Regions from separate parts of the Homo sapiens genome. Here region 2 is linked to region 1. The links are chromatin contacts, found by Hi-C in ENCODE. All regions are on one chromosome and are shown on one strand. Each heading gives the region's core, a stretch centred on a gene start or an enhancer-like site at or near the end of the contact. The rest is flanking DNA. Distances are from core to core; before and after follow the strand shown. Region 1 holds the start of PAIP1 (poly(A) binding protein interacting protein 1). Region 2 has its middle 48 kb from the start of FLJ32255.

What was found. Hi-C counts contacts between places; a loop is a spot of excess contacts on that map. Pooled maps may share reads with other maps.
Region 2: a pooled map shows a loop between it and region 1 (4-fold over the local background). The contact joins the enhancer-like site here to the promoter of PAIP1 in region 1. A Hi-C loop is called at or near these places in 3 of 168 maps with a recorded cell type or tissue (endothelial cell of umbilical vein, naive thymus-derived CD4-positive, alpha-beta T cell and natural killer cell), 4 of 37 single-sample maps with no recorded cell type and 14 of 50 pooled maps.

The regions. Positions count from the first base shown.
Region 1 is chr5:43,555,679-43,558,389 of GRCh38, reverse strand. PAIP1 (poly(A) binding protein interacting protein 1) reads left to right here and starts at 1,313. Exons shown (of 11, transcript NM_006451.5): 1 at 1,313-1,808; 2 at 2,391-2,560. The coding sequence starts at 1,544. RefSeq lists a silencer at 1,018-1,877.
Region 2 is chr5:42,943,777-42,946,487 of GRCh38, reverse strand. No RefSeq gene overlaps it. Among named protein-coding and RNA genes, the nearest start is that of FLJ32255, 48 kb to the left of the region's middle. Within about 2 kb of position 1,332, at least 4 of the 41 ENCODE cell types and tissues checked have a DNase peak (open chromatin) inside an H3K27ac peak, as active enhancers do.

The DNA.
Region 1 (2,711 bases), core at 64-2,563:
AATTTACATATTAATAAAATCTAGAATTGTGCTGTGCAACGCAGTAGCCACTAGCCACATGTGGCTCTTGAGCCCTTGAAATGTGCCAATCCCGACTAAGATGTGCCATAAGTGTAAAATATACACTGGATTTCAACTAGTATCTAAAAAACAGAGAAAATATTTAATATTTTAAATCGCATGTTAAAAAACCATTTTGAACATAATGGATTAAATAAATTTAAATTAATTTCACCTGGTTTTTGTTTTGTTTTGTTTTGTTTTTTGAGACAGAGTTTGGCTCTTGTTGCCCAGGCTGGAGTGCAACGGTACGATCTCGGCTCACTGCAACCTCTGCCTCCTGCGTTCAAGCGATTCTCCTGCCTCAGCCTCCAGAATAGCTAGGATTACAGGCATGTGCCACCACGCCCGGCTAACTTTGTATTTTTAGTAGAGACGGGGTTTCTCCATGTTGGTCTGGCTGGTCTCGAACTCCCGACCTCAGGTGATCCGCCCCCCTCGGCCTCCCAAAGTGCTGGGATTACAGGCGTGAGCCACTGCGCCTGGCCACACCTGTTTCTTTTCACTCATTTAATGTGGCTTCTCCAAAATGTAAAATTACATAAGTGGCTTGCATTTGTGGCTCGCATTATATTTTCATTGGACAGCACTGATGCAAGATGAAAAAGAGGGCAGAGTTACACTGAAAGGTAGCACATTTTCTTGAAATTTCTGGAGGGGAAGGTTAACGGGAAGAGAACGAAGCTTGTTAAACGTAGGTGTGACCTACTGTGGTAAACACCTAGGGTGAATTAAAGAGGGGACACATATTTTGATTCCGTTTCTACTCCCTTCCCCCGATGCTAACGGAGCAGGTGACAGTCTCCCAGGGACCACTCCTCAGCAGTCCGCGGGTCTCGGCCGGAGCCGAGTCATTGAACACACCTGTGCGCCAGCGAACCCTGGCGCAGGGTCCACGCCCCCTCCCCCCGTGTTTTTATTTCCCGGGCGTCAACTGTCGGTCTCGCACGTCTCTCCTGAGAACTACCGAGTAGGTCGGGCCTGCCTGTGGTAAGCGTCCCCCTCACCCCTCATCCCTCATCCCCCCCAGCCTGGCCCCGGAACCGAGATGCCCCTGCCCGAGCCTGGCTGCGGGCCGGCAGGTGGCCAAGACGCCACTCGGCGGGCGGCCTGCTGGGCCCGGCGGCCGGCCAGCCGCGAACTGGAGGATCCTCGCGGGCGCGTCCCGGGCCTCCGGGCCGCAGGGGGCCGCTGTGACCCGCCTGCGCCCCTGCCGCGCCGAAGGCGGGGAGCCGGGTTTTGGGGGAGAACTGGAAAGCCGAGGGTAGCCGAGCGGGGCGGGCGCTCTGGAGCGGCGGGTGCTCGGGCTGCCGTCCGCTCCGCCAGAAGCACCGAGCAGCCGAGCCGGGGCCCGCCGCCCTCCTCCTCCATGAGGCCCGAGTGAGGCGCGGCGGCTATAGCCGACCCGCGGCGCCTTCCCCCCGCGTCCTATCGCGAGCGCAGCGGCAGCGGCCCCTGGAGGAGGAGGCGGAGGAGGAGGAGCATGTCGGACGGTTTCGATCGGGCCCCAGGTGCTGGTCGGGGCCGGAGCCGGGGCCTGGGCCGCGGAGGGGGCGGGCCTGAGGGCGGCGGTTTCCCGAACGGAGCGGGGCCTGCTGAGCGGGCGCGGCACCAGCCGCCGCAACCCAAAGCCCCGGGCTTCCTGCAGCCACCGCCGCTGCGCCAGCCCAGGACGACCCCGCCGCCAGGGGCCCAGTGCGAGGTCCCCGCCAGCCCCCAGCGGCCTTCCCGGCCCGGGGCGCTCCCAGGTACGGAGCAGCTCTAAGGGCCCCAGTCCTCCTTGGCGAACGCTTCCCCACGGCCCTCCACGCGTGCCGAGGCCCGACGCGCTGTCTGCGGTCCCCACCCCCGGTTCCCCGAAAGCATTCCCCGAGAGGGCCGCGTGACCGGGTAGGGACGGGCCCGGAACCGGGTTTGGAAGGTGTCTGCTGGAATCCTTTGTGCGCCTGGCTGGGGGGAGGGGCCGGGTGCGCGGTCTCGGAGTTCGGGGTCCCGGGAGGAAGTAAAAATCGCCTCCCCTCAGCAGCCCTCTAAAGCGAGACCCTAGCGAGTAACCACCTCTTTTCCACCGACCCCTTTAAAACGACAGAGAGGAAAAAAGCTCGCAAGCACTCATTTGAGAGGCAGGTATGCCCATAACGGAGTCACAGCAAGTCTATTGTTCCTTTTTGTAGGCTGTCTGTACACATTCCGGCGATAACCATAAATTTCATGATGGTTCCTGTTTAACTCTTAAAAACAGACGCTTTTCAGATGGTTTTTCAGTATATAGCAAGTTGCTGTACAAAGGAAAGAATGCATCTGACGCCCCGTTTTTTTTTCTTTTGCAGAGCAAACGAGGCCCCTGAGAGCTCCACCTAGTTCACAGGATAAAATCCCACAGCAGAACTCGGAGTCAGCAATGGCTAAGCCCCAGGTGGTTGTAGCTCCTGTATTAATGTCTAAGCTGTCTGTGAATGCCCCTGAATTTTACCCTTCAGGTTATTCTTCCAGTTACACAGTAAGTACACCCTTTTTCCTACAACTCTGGGTTAATTTACTGGAATAATGTGGTTGTTACTTTGTTAATCAGAGTATGTTTGTGCTTTCTGTACTACACGTAAAAAAATTTTTTTATTGTGAATGTTTTGAATTATTGAACTCAGAAGGAA
Region 2 (2,711 bases), core at 83-2,582, 610 kb after region 1:
CTAAAACCAACTCTATACTCATAAATTCAACAAGTTAGATAGAATGGATCAACCCTGCAAGATCCACAGTCATCGTTAATGATATTGAATTCATGGTCAAAAAATCTTCCAAAAAACAAACCTAGAGTTTCTTACAATTTCATTGACTATTTTTTACCAAATATTTAAAGAATAAATAAGATGAATTCTACATGACTTATTCTAGTAAATAAAAGAATATGGAATACTTCCCAATTTATTTTATGAGATCAGCACTTTCCTGGCACACACAGTACGCTAAGAGAAAGCTACTGACCAATATTGCACCTAAGCATAGATGCAGAAATCCTCACCAAAATACTAACAAATGGCAGTCAGAAATATATGTTAAAGAACAATACCATGCCTTGGGCCAGGCGCAGTGGTTCACGCCTGTAATCCCAGCACTTTGGGAGGCCGAGGCCGGCGGATCACGAGGTTAGGAGATCGAGACCATTTTGGCTAACACAGTGATACCCTGTCTCTACTAAAAAAAAAAAATACAAAAAATTAGCCGGGGGTGGTAGTGGGTGCCTGTAGTCCCAGCTACTTGGGAGGCTGAGGCAGGAGAATGGCGTCAACCCGGAAGGCGGAGCTTGCAGTGAGCCGAGACCGCACCACTGCACTCCAGCCTGGGCGACAGAGCGAGACTCCGTCTCAAAAAAAATAAAGAACAATACCACGCCCAAGTAAGATTATTCCAGATGGAGGGCTAGTTTAATGCTCGAAAGTCAAATAATATAATTTGCCTTATTGATAGCCTAGATGAGAAACACCGTATAATCCTATCAAATGATGCACAAAAAGCACTTAAAATCTATACCATTTATGATTTAAAATTTAAAAACCAACTCTCAGCATCATGGGAACAGAGGGAATTTCCTCAACCAAAAAAAATCTACAAAAACCTATAGCAAACGTGGTATGTAATAATGACAGACTCAACGTTTTTCCCATGGAATCAGGAACAAGGCACAAATATCCACTCTCACCATTTCTATTCAACAATGTACTGGAATTGTTTGCCAGTGCAATAAGGTGAGAAAATGTGTTAAAAATCATAAAAATTGGAAGCGAAACAATGAAAATATCCATACCTGCAGAATATGAGTCTATGTAGAAAATCTTAAGGAGTCTAAAAGAAAAGTTCCAGCACTCATGAGTGAGTTTAGCAAGCTCTCAAGATATAACAGTGCAAACCCTCAGAGGGAAAAGTTCCAGGGACTTGGAACAAGAGAATTTCCTGCACTAAGTTCTCAGGCCTGCTGCCTGTTAACCACATTTCCTGTAGGCCCAGCCTGTGAGTCACCTGCCATGCACAACTCCTGGCTGATCCTTCCCTCCAGTCTCTGGATAAGACACACTACTTCTGCCCTGCAATCAGCAAACCTAGGCGACCCAGAGTCCCGTGCCAGTCCTGGCACCAGCAACCAGCCGCCCCGCTCCTATGCCCCGTCCTTACCTTCATCAGCAGGAACCCAGGTAACAGAAATTTAACATTTGTGTCCTATTTTATTTTATTTTATATTTTTGAGACAGAGTTTTGCTCTTGTTGCCCAGGCTGGAGTGCAATGACACCATCTCGGCTCACTGCAACCTCTGCCTCAGGGTTCAAGCGATTCTCCTGCCTCAGCCTCCCGAGTAGTTGGGATTACAGGCATGCGTCACCATGCCTGGCTTATTTTGTATTTTTAGTAGCGACGGGGTTTCACCATGTTGGTCAGGCTGTTCTCGAACTTCTGACCTCAAGTGATCCACCCGACTGGGCCTCCCAAATTGCTGGGATTACCGGCGTAAGCCACCGCGCCCGGCCACATTTGTGTACAATTTTATTGAGAAGGGGAAAGAAAATGGCACAAACTGATTTGAAGGCAAAACTTCTTCCATCGCGTTTGAGAGAACTCAGGTGTTACTGTAACATCATCTGTTACAAGACGATCGTCAATGGAAGGATCTCAGAGAAAATCTCAGGGCTCAGGACATCAAAGGCGGCGGTGGACACCTTCTTAGGGCGTCTGCCCTCAAGCGCATGCAATCTGCAGCCAGCAGTCTTGGAACTTCGGTTGGTGGCTTCGGCGGGACAGTAGTAGGCTGACACTCTGAAAGGTCTCCTCGGACGGACGTCTCCGGCCCCAGTCGTCTGTCCACGAAGCAAGGGGCGAGTTGAGAGGGATGCTGCGGGGGCAGGCGTCCGTTGGGACCCTCTGCAGTCTCCAGCTCTCCAGAGGGCGCCTGCGGCTACTCCTATTTGCCGGTGCCGGATTCAGAGCGGGCGACTTTGAGCCCCTTCTCAAAGTGCGCTGCGGTCTGGGAAAGAGATCTTTTCGCCTGCAGTTTCAGCAAAGAAGCACTCAGGGAGCGGAAAGTAGGTCGCAGTGGAACCTAGAAAGCTGTCCCAAGAGAGCTCGCAGTGGTAAGGACAGGAAGGGAGCATTCAGGACACCGAATTTACTGAGCTCAGGGCTGGAGGCGGCTGGCCGCGCCTACTCCTTTGTGGAATCCCGGGCCTGCCAAACTCCGAGGGGAGACAGCAACTTCATCGCGTCCTTCTTTCACCAGCTGACACCGGGTATCTGGGATTCAGAAATCAACATCTTTTGCGTTTTTATACTCTTCTGGTCTCATGAGCGGTCCAAATTAGATTACAGGGAGGTGGGTGGGAACCTTAATCTTAGGAGCAAATTACATCAAGA